2 separate regions of the Mus musculus genome follow, and region 1 is linked to region 2. A link is a loop called in an ENCODE intact Hi-C map of the cell type or tissue named here. Cell type or tissue: left cerebral cortex. All regions are shown on one strand. Links, peaks and the distances in the headings refer to the core of each region. The heading gives the core; the rest is flanking DNA. Region 1 overlaps Nmt1 (N-myristoyltransferase 1). Region 2 holds the start of Eftud2 (elongation factor Tu GTP binding domain containing 2).

Region 1 (5,371 bases), core at 284-5,283, 150 kb after region 2:
CCTTTCTGCGCGGCTGGCTCGTCCGTCCGTCTGTCCGTCAGGCTTGTGCACCTTTAGCAGACTTTCTTACCTACATTGCTGAGACACAGAGACCAGCCACCCTCCGGCTTATTACGGAAGCCTCTTTTATTTTTGAACTGTTTCTTGCTTGTGTCCTTTCTTTCTTTAAGTCTTTAATTTTAGCTGGAAATGTTTTAATTATGTGTATGTGCATGCGAATGCGTGTGCAGATACCTGAGGGAGGTAGAAAAGAGCTTCAGTTCCCTGAACCTAAACTTATACATGGTTGTGAACACTCAGCAACCTCTGAGCCATCTCTCCACCCAGCCCCCTAAATTGTTGCATTTAAATTTTTTATTTGTTTTGCATATGGGGATGTGTATGTTTGTGGGTGCACACGTGCTACATGCATGTGCGGAGGGTGAGAGACAACTGTGTCATTTGGTCATTCCACCATGTGAGTTTTAGGGGTGGCACTCAGGCTATCAGGCTGTGGAGCAGGTGCCTTTCCCCACAGTGACGTTTGCCGTCCTCTTCTGCTTTTGAAATGGTATCTTAGGGGTTTTCCTCATGTCCTGTTCAAAAGGTACTGTTACCTATGAAGACTCTTAGGAAAAAGTGCTGGTGTATGTTGTAGAATGGTGTTTGTAATCCCAGTGTTGAGGAGGCCGAGGGCAGAGGATTGCCAGGAGTTTGAGGCCCGTCAAAGCTACAGAATGAGACCATTTCAAAACAAGGTCCATAACTAAACAGAGGGAAGCCAGTAGATTTCACTGGGAGAAGGCATTCTAGCTGACTTCCTGTTGCTTGGATAAAGGTTTATGTAGCTTGCAGTTCCAGGCTGCGGTCCACTGTCGAGGGGAAGTCAGGGCAGGAACCTGAGGAGGACCTCTGCTTGGGGGCTCACCCCTTCACTTGTGCTTAGCCAGTGCCGCTCCACTGTCTTCACACTTGTGTGTGTGTGTGTGTGTGTGTGTGTGTGTGTGTGTGTGTTTGCTGTCTGTGTGCTGCTGTCTGTGGAAGCCTGAAGAGGACATCCATTCCCCTGGAGTTACAGATGGTTGTGAGTCACTGTCTGTGGATGCTAAGAACCAAATTTAGTTTCTCTAGAAGAACCACTAGGAATTTTTCAAAAGACAGTCTCTTACCACGCAGCTCTGGCTGGCCTGCAACTTGTACTGGGCTCGCCTTGAGCTCACAAGAACTCCCTGCTTCTCACCCAAGGGCAGGGATCACAGGCATGGGGCACCATGCCCAGCACTAATTGCTAGGCCATTTCTCTGGGCTCTTAGGGTTTTGTTTTGTTTTGTTTTTTTCTTTTGGTTTTTTGAGACAGGATTTCTCTGTGTAGCCCTGGCTGTCCTGGAGCTTGCTCTGTGGACCAAGGTACCCTCAAACTCACAAGAGTTCTACCAGTCTCTGCCTCCCAGGTGCTAGGATTAGAAGTGTGCCCCACCACTCCCCAGCTAGCTAGCTAGCTTTCTTTCTTTCTTCCTTCCTTCCTTCCTTCCTTCCTTCCTTCCTTCCTTCCTTTCTTTCTTTCTTTCTTTCTTTCTTTCTTTTTTCAAGACAGGGTTTCTCTGTGTAGCCCTGGCTGTCCTGGAACTCACTCTGTAGACCACGCTGGCCTCGAACTCAGAAATCCACCTGCCTCTGCCTCCCTAGTTTTCTTTCTTATGTAACCTTCTGCCTAGGGATGGTGCTGCCCACAGTGGGCTGTCCCTCCAGTATCTGCCCTCAGAACAGGTCCTAAAGCCAATGTGATCTAGACAGTACCTCACTCCAGCCTCTCTCAGAGGACTCCAGGCTGGGTCAGGGTGACAGTTGCTTGCAGCTAGGACAGAAGGTAAACTCTGGCAAGCTCTCCTTACTTGCTTGTTTTCCCTTTGGTCTCTCTCAGCGGTTCCTTGTTGGCTTCTTGCTGCATGGAGCACTTGGGAAGGTCCTTCAGGCACTTGCTCCATCTCTCTTCAGCTTTTGGTGTTTCAAAACTAGATCAAAGCAGAAATGAAGAGAACTCTCATCACTGCTATCAAATAAGTATTCTAATTATATTTCCTAATTAAATGGCAGTTTAAAAAGAAACTAATCAAGAGCTGCTTCAAAGAGAAGAAAGTGGAGAGCAAAAGAAATTAAAAGCCAATGAAGCCTATTTCAGGGCGACGGCTGCCCGTGGCAAGCTGGTTCTGCTGATCTCCACACTGTTGAACTAATACGCTCGCTTGCTCACTCACTCCAAAATTTGTCAGCTTTGCCAGGCTGCCAGTTAACCCTTTCTTTCTGGAGCTCAGAGATTAGGGGGTGTAGAGAGGTACTTCTGTAGCTTTTTCCTCACAATTTTTTAAAAACCTGAAAAATTTTTTTCTTTATTATTTTTGTTTTTTGTTTTTTTTTTTCCGAGACAGGATTTCTCTGGCTGTCCTGGAACTCACTCTGTAGATCAGGCTGGCCTCGAACTCAGAGATCCGACTGCTTCCGCCTCCCAGGTGCTGGGATTAAAGGTGTGCACCACCACTGCCCGGCAAAAATGCGAACTCTTTATTTAAAAACAAATTTATTGCATTTACTTATTGTGTGTATATTGTGTGAATGTCTTGTGTCTGCATAGCAAGTTTGTGGGAGTCAGAAGTACCATGCGGGTTCTGGGGATCAAACTCAGGCGGTCAGACTTGGCCACAAGCACCCCTGTCCACCTTATCTTATCTGCACATCCATTCTTGTTTGTTTGTTTGTTTTTTGTTTTTCGAGACAGGGTTTCTCTGTTTAGCCCTGGCTGTCCTGGAACTCACTCTGTAGACCAGGCTGGCCTCGAACTCAGAAATTCACCTGCCTCTGCCTCCCAAGTGCTGGGATTAAAGGCGTGCGCCACCACAACCAGCTGTTTGTTTTTTTATTTTGTTTTGTTGAGACTGTCTCAGCTTGCATCCAAGGTTGCCTTCAGACTTGTGATCCTCCTGCCTTAGCCTCCCAAGGGCTAGAAGTACAGGCATGAGCCCCAGTCCCTGCTTCAGCAAGCTCTTCTCTGAAAGCCTCTTTCTGATTCCAGGAGGCGGTGTCCCTCCTTGCAGCCCTGGAGACACAGTGTTCTCTGCAGTCAGCACCTCAGGCTAACACCCGCGTGTCTAGTGCTGCTGGTTGAGGAGCAGCTGGGGGGTGACTGTGGTTACTGCTGGTGTGTGCTAACAAGCTCTCACCTCGCTTAGGAAGACCAGTTCTGATTTTGTCGTGAGCCTCCACTTCATGCTCTTGACACGAGAGGATGAACTTGGGGCTGTAATTTCCTCTGGGGATGATCTTTGTATCCTGGCTCCTTGTTGTTGTTTGTTGTGGTTGTTGTTGGTGATGATGGTGGTGAGCTGATGTTCAGACCCAGGTCCTTCCACGTGATAGGGACAGCCACTGGGCAGGATTCCCAGCTCCTGCATCCTGTAGCAGCAGGAATCATCTTTGGATTTCTTCAACAACCTGAGAAAACCTAGTTTTCTCAGACTAGGGAGTTAGGTAGCAGTGGAGCTGGCCAGCCTTTTAAACTCATTAACAGACCTGGATCACCTTCAGTGGACATGGGCTGAGGACTGAATAGCATTTAGTCTGAGCTTTGACTTGCTGTGTCCCAGTGCACTAGACAAGCTGTTGAATTTCCCTGCCTATCCTCATTTCAGTTTTATTTTCCCTTAGCCCTGCTGGTCCAGCTTTTATTCCGTTTTATCATAGTCTTTGTGAGCTCTTAAAAACAGCTCTCCTCCATGACAGGAACCTGCTAAACATCTGCAGCGTCAAAGGTGGCAGTAAAAGTGGCCCTCTGCAGTTCCTGCCTTCTTAGAGCCTCCTAGTGCCTCTGGGACCAGAGTAGTGTAGGATTCTCAATTAAGTTTTTGTTTTGGGGTTTTTTTAATTGTATTTTTTTAATGTGTATAGTTGTGAATGTACAGGTATACCATGACTACACGTGTCTCAGAGGACGTCTTAAAGGAAGTCAGTTCTCTGCATTCCACCATGTGGATCCTGGGTTCAAACCCAGGTCCTCAGGGTTGGCGGTGGGTATTTTACCTGCTGAGCCATCTGTGCTCCGTACCCCCAATCTAACTACTTGGTGGGGACATGTAGAGTTTGGGGTGTAATACCCAGTGATCCAGCAGCCGCCACAGTGCAGAGAATAGGCTGCTGGTACTGACTCCTGCCACCTGGCTTCCTCCTGAGCATCCTTGTAAATATCCCTCTGTTTCTCCGTCTCTGTCACAGCCCTAAGGGTAACTTCATTTGCAAAGGGTTCTCCAGCTCCTTCTGGTCTCCAAGGTCACCAGCACACACAAGTATAAACATACACACTTACACTTAAAGCTAATAAAGACAGTTGTGGTCCCATAGGCCTTTAATGTCAGTCCTTGGGAGGCATAGCCAGGCAGATCTCTGTGAGGCCAGCCTGCTTTACAGAGTTCCAGGACAGCCAGGGCCATTTAGTGAAATCCTGTGTCCCCCTTACCCCCCCCCCCCAAAAAAAAGGAAAAAAAAAAAGAAAAGAAAGCCACATGCTATGGCCTAGTCGGCCATCACTGGAAAGAGAGGCCCATTGGACACACAAACTTTATATGCCCCAGTACAGGGGAACGCCAGGGCCAAAAAGGGGGAGTGGGTGGGTAGGGGAGTGGGGGTGGGTGGCTATGGGGGACTTTTGGGATAGCATTGGAAATGTAAATGAGCTAAATACCTAATAAAAAATGGAAAAGAAAAAAAAAAAAAAAAGAAAGCCACATGCCCAGGTATGCACAAGAAGTGGCTGGCACGAGAGAATCTTGAGTTCAAGGTTTGCCATGATGAGTTCCCAATGTAAAAAAAGCAAAAGAAAGAAACTGGTCACCAAACGTTACAGATTTTGCCTTCTGAACTTTGTTCTCATAAGCCTGCAGTCGGTGTTGCAGACGGCACCATTTGGACAGCCAGTGGCACTCTCCTCTGCTTTGACTTCAGGGAACAGATGACCTAAGGAAGGCCGTGGCCAGGAAGTTGCTAGTTGAAATCTCAACCAAGGCCCAGAAGAGCACAGCACTTTCTGACTTTCTCAGACTGTTGGCCCAGCTGTCTGCACTGGGGATGCTTCACTGACCTCTTTTGGGCTGTAGCTTTTCTGAGCTTTATTTTAGTCCATTGTGCCTAGAAAGCATCAGGCAAGCATACAATTGTTGAACTCCTCGCTGTGTGCAGTGTAATGGGAGGGGTTGTGAAGAGCAGCTGTGTGATGTGGCCTCCACACTCCGAACATTTTTAAAATCACTGGGAAGCGAAGAAAGAAACCCATCATTTTATGTAAATAATTATATGTATATAATGTTTTAGAAGATTATAATTTTAGAGCAGATGTCAGTGAGAGTTG
Region 2 (5,371 bases), core at 237-5,236:
TACAAGCCAGATCCCCAGGAACTGGAATTGCAGACAGATGTAAGCTAACATGTGGATGATGAGAGTTGAACCTGGGTCCTTTGAAAGAGCAGTCAGTGGTCGTAACCACTGAGACATCTTTCCAGTCCCATCTGGCTTTATTTTTACATTTAAAATAGGTTCTCACTGTTATCCCAACCTGGCCTTCAACTCAAGATCCTCTGCCTCTGCCCCCCCCCCCCACATAACAGGTGTACAAGTAATGCCTAGTCCACCTATTCCCTTTCTGTATTTATTTAATCAATTAAACTGTGTGTGTGTGTGTGTGTGTGTGTGTGTGTAATTTTATGCATTGGATCATTTAGGAACATGAGGATTGTCATGTGAGTTCTAGGTAGGATCTAACTCCAAGTCTTCATGGTTGCCTAGCAGGTACTCTGAAATGCTAAACTCTCTTTCCAGCATCTCACTTAAAAAAAAAAAAATAGTATTCTCAAAATATCACAATGCAATCATCAAAATAAAAATGAATACCAGCAGGTTATACTACCTAATCCACAGGCTCCACCAAGTTTGAGAAACTGTTCCAGTCACAAACGACACTGCTAAGGACACAAACTAGGATCGTACTTGACTTTCACGTGACACTTTTCCAGATTACAAACCAAGGCTTTTGAAGAATCTCCCTTCGTGTGGCTTTGCCTCTGCTCTGAGAGGTACACGATTCCAACTTGTCCTCACTGATGATTCTAACTTTGACCCTTAATTATGGTGACAGCGGACATGCTTGTCCCTTAGTGATGGGTAAGAACTCATTGTTCTCACTGCTCTTTTAAAGGACCCAGGTTCGAATCTCATCAACCACACGCTACCTTACAATTGTCTGCAACATCAGCAGATTTCCCCCCACTTCAACGACTGAATATTCTGTTCAAAAGAACAGTTTAGATCTCACCCTACCAGCCTTCCCAGCCCCTCAGCCTCTCACTCTCGTCAGTATCTTCTGTCCCAAATGCTAGGCAACTGTTGTTATTCTAAAAAACAATTCTACGGTTTGCGAGCAACACAAACCAGAGCAGGGGAAAAAGCATCAGGCCCCTGGGGTTAAAGACCTCGATCCATCCTATCTTGGCCTCATTTCTAAGGATGACGTAACTCACAGAAGTTAGTTTACCTCCTTAGAGTGATTTATTATTGCCTAAAACCTTATAAAGGCAATGAGTAAGTACCTAGCTGTGCAGCCTGATAACCTGAGTTCAGTCCTGGAAACCCACTGAAAAGCTACATAGGGTAGTGTGAGTGTCTGTGATCCTAGACGGCCAACAGGAAATGGGAGGCAGAGATTCTCTGAAGCTCAGAGCCAGCTAGCCTGGTATTGGCAGTAAGGAGGAGATAGGACCAAACCCTGAAGCTGTCCTCTGACCTCCACCTGCAAGCCACAGCACATCTGATCCTCACTTACTACACAGAAACACACACACACACACAGAAACACACACAGTGTGATTATCCAAGCATAGGATCTTATACCCATGATCCTACATACATCCTGAGAGACCCTGTCTCAAAAAGCAACAAGTAACAAATGTTGGTCATAACAAAACTTGACCTTCTTGAGCACGTGAATCCCCATGCTCCTTTGTGTTCACGCACCAATGCCCCTGACAGCACCTTGCACAAAAAGACACTCAGTAAAGCTAAGGGAGTGGAATGTTTTGTTCTGAAATTCTGGTATTTCTTACAGTATACCTACTGTTTTTATTTCTAAGAGGCAACCACAATTATGTTCATTGTCTTCTCCCAAGATTACCATCACAAATTTTTAAAGAAGGTTGTTTACTGAACAAGCCAAACTCATCTCTGCCCCCAGGATAATTGTCATTCCCATTGTCCTCTGGCTATGTATACCTTCTTAATTCATTTAACTCACCCTTTTCCTTTAATGTCACCTATTTGTCACTCCACATATACTTGCCAGGCCACCCTTACACTAATCTCTTAGTGTGTGGCTGGGTGCTTAAGATCGAATCCTGGGCCTCACACTCTACTAAACACTTCTCCACCGAGTTACACCCCTCGCCTAAGTAAAGTCAAGGTTATGCCTGAGTAGTACTTAGGGAACATGTGTGTGTGCCCGCTACTGATAAATGTTAATAATAAAATAGGAGCAAAACGACAACAGTGCCTGGGACAAAATAGGCCCTCAATACGTTTTGCTAGTTTTGTTTTTCGAGGGTGGCTTTGGGTAGGGGAGTGAATTAGTGATATGCTTAGTTTAAGTAAAGCTACTCTAAATAACCAAAACTGCATCTTCCCACTGCAACGCAGAATCTCAAAGGAATGCTGGAATCTTTTCTGGTTTTGGCTTTTTGAACCAGACCCGCTACTTAGCCTTGAACCTGCACCAATATTTCTGTCTGCATCTCCAGAGCGCAAAAATTAGGCACTCGCCATCACAGTCAGCTCGGATGCAGAATAGTTTGAAGATGGAGACAGTCTGGCGGTGAAGCAGGCACCGATGGAAGGGGGAGTGGCAGGGGCCTGGGTCTTTACAGCGCCACCTCTACTAAGGGACAGGATCTTAACCACGTTGGGGACCGCGGAAACCCCGGAATCGACGGTGTGTGCGTGCGTTGGGGTCTTTCATTCTCTTTCCCACGCCAGAATTCAATTTACGCGTTCGTTAAGCGAAAGGGATAAGTACTATATAAATCGCCTCTTCCCAAGCTCATGTTTCGCTCGTTCCCCAAGCCCCGAAAGGACCCTTCCCGGCCAGCTCACCCGCCGAATGCTCAGCCGAGTGCCCCGGTCCGCCGCCTGAGCCCGCGCTTCCGCCGCACGCCGCGACAACGCCGGCGCCCGGCGCTAGGAAGGACCCCGAGCGCGTCGCCGGACCGCCTCGCCTCGGAGGACAGCTCTGCCTAAGGAACAGCTTCGAGAAATTCTGGCCCCGGAGACAGAAATGGGAAAGGCCAACTTGTTGGTCCTCAAAACGAAGCGTGGACTTCTCCACAAAAAAAGCAAGGCCGGAGGATTCTGATCAGGCGCCTTAGGACAGCCTGAAAGGAGGGCCTTCGGGCCGGTCACGTGGGCAGACTGGTGGCGCCGTTGCTAGGCAACAATCTCTGTTGCGAGGGCGATGCACTAAGGTGTTCTACCAGATCCGGGGTTTCTCGAGAGAAAGCAGGGAGTCCAAGACTGGGTGAGGGTTTAGGGACAGTAAAGGGGATTGCTCTAGTCATTCTATAATTGGAGAAGGCTTAGAACTCGACAGAGAAATGGGTCGGGTAGCGAGAGTCTATCGTCTCTATTGCTTAGAGGCTGAGCCTAGATCATGATGAGCTCAGAAGTTTTGGAGAGAGCAAACTAGGCACAGCGAGATCTCCTCACCCCCCAAAATATTGCTTAGGGTATGAGACTCTTGAGTACAATTGTTGGCTGAGTAACACAGCCCACTTCTCGGCGTTCCATTTCCCATCATGGTTGGGATGGCTGTGGATTTGCTTGCGGACCAGCTCATTTCCTGCCCTAGGGCTGATCATGAGTGAACTATGGCTCCAGCTCACCAGGATTCTGAGGTGGAAAGAGGTATCATAAGTAAATGTCAGAAGCCAGACCGGAACACATAGCTTCCTATGAAAACAGCCCCATCAGACACATACCGGGAGGCGGCAGGACTTCAGTGGTAGGACTGGAGATAATGCCCACACAGCACACATTTGCCTGCCGCTCTGTGCTGCTCAGGGATTTGGGGATGGAGGCTACTGAGTTTTCTCCTTCTGACACTTCTCAACTTCCTGCTTTGTCATTGCTTTTGGTTGAGGTGATTTTTTTTTCTTCATTAAAGACATTTAGTGAAGTGTGAAATTTTGTCCTTGAGCTGGAGTAGATAATAAAAGAAACCTCTCTGTCTCTCTCTGTATCTGTGTCTGTCCTCCCCTCTCCCCCCCTCCCCCGCTCTGTTCCTTTATGGTAATAAACTGATATAGAGAAATCCTATGTGAAAGAATGAAGAGTCAGAAATCTGAACTCCAAATTGCCTCCTCAGATGAAACACCTGAATTAATAGGTGTGTGTGTGTGTTGTGGTTTTGTGTTTTGCTGGGGATCAAACCCAAGGCATTTGCATTCACAAGGCAAAATCCTACCGCTGATCCAGCCCTTAGTGTCTAAAATATTGTTAGAAGCAGAGAGCAAAGTCAAGACTTCAAACGGGAAACCTTTCTGTTTTGTTCTCAGTGAGAAGCCTGGAATACATTTTCATCACGCAATTCCATTTTACCTGTAAAGGAAGAAACTAGATTTTTATAACACTCCAGGTTAAGTATCAGATTGCTTTGGGTCATTTCACATTCTGGCAATGAATCCCAGGGCATCATCTTTACCCTGAAGACTTAAGCTCTGCTGACATGCATTCTTCTTGCCTTCCCAGGCCTTAGCCATGGAGAAGAACGATGTAATCAACTTCAAGGCCCTGGAGAAAGAGCTGCAGGCTGCCCTTGCTGCTGACGAGAAGTACAAAAGGGAGAACGCAGCCAAGTTACGGGCAGTTGAGCAAAGGGTGCCTTCCTATGAGGAGTTCAGGTTGGCTTGCTATTTTTCTCAGGCCCTCCTCTCATGGTGGGCTACAGGAATTAAAAGCAAGCAGTCTAAATTGAGATCATTCTAGGCTTCTGTCATGCCCCCACCCTCTGCTACCTGATGATCTTACCAAAGCTCCTTAACCTGACTGAGCCTCAATTTTGTAAGAGAGAGGAATGGTTGCTATCGTTGCATGAGTTATGGCCTGAAAGATGCTGAGCACAGCAGCTAGCCCATTTGAAGTGCGTGAAGACTTTCAGCCCTCTATGCTGCTGCTGTTGTAGTAGTTGCCCTGTTTCCCGTCAACAAGTGTAGCCAAGTAGCTGCCCTCCACACAGGGAATCATTAAGCTCATTCCCCAATCTCTACCTTTGACACAGAGGTATTGTTCTTGCATCACACCTGAAACCTCTGGAACAAAAGGACAAGATGGGAGGAAAGAGATTTGTGCCCTGGAATTGTCACACTACTCGGGAAAGGACTTCTCAAGATGTGGTCACTGAAATACCCCAGGTAGGTGTGGGCTAGCCTCTTTAGCTCAGCAGGAGTTCTCTGTGATAAAGCTATGACCCTGTCTTCTTACAGCCCATACCTCTTCCTTATGTCTCATGACAGCCAACAGATACACACACACACACACACACACACACACACACACACACATACCAATCCCAGAACAGCAATCAGATGGTCGCGCTGAGTAGAGACATGCGCAACAGTCCTCTAACTTTCCTCATCTGGTCATGTGGTAGACAGGATAATGACCCTGGGGCAGTACTGGAGAGGGACCCAGCCTGTCAGACACTCAACAC

Evidence for each region. A loop is a pair of places that touch in the nucleus more often than their neighbours do. Peaks named below come from ENCODE experiments on the same cell type or tissue, not always from the same donor. Only the 100,000 strongest peaks of a DNase experiment are listed, where the experiment ranks them.
Region 1: a loop joins it to region 2, with 2.1 times the contacts of the local background. A loop is called at or near these places in 1 of 42 quality-filtered maps.

What each region holds. Positions count from the first base shown.
Region 1 is chr11:103,032,126-103,037,496 of GRCm38, forward strand. All of the region lies in intron 1 of Nmt1 (N-myristoyltransferase 1), which reads left to right. Among named protein-coding and RNA genes, the nearest start is that of Nmt1, 6.3 kb to the left of the region's middle. In left cerebral cortex, for the core only: no CTCF peak of the experiment used is centred there; DNase peaks (open chromatin) are centred at 1,077, 3,118 and 5,249; H3K27ac peaks cover 4,536 bases.
Region 2 is chr11:102,878,135-102,883,505 of GRCm38, forward strand. Eftud2 (elongation factor Tu GTP binding domain containing 2) reads right to left here and starts at 2,841. Exons shown (of 28, transcript NM_011431.3): 1 at 2,761-2,841. Ccdc103 (coiled-coil domain containing 103) reads left to right here and starts at 3,090. Exons shown (of 5, transcript NM_028492.3): 1 at 3,090-3,181; 2 at 4,218-4,297; 3 at 4,411-4,562; 4 at 4,940-5,072. The coding sequence starts at 4,420. In left cerebral cortex, for the core only: a CTCF peak has its summit at 2,817; DNase peaks (open chromatin) are centred at 3,033 and 3,580; H3K4me3 peaks cover 1,980 bases; H3K27ac peaks cover 2,355 bases.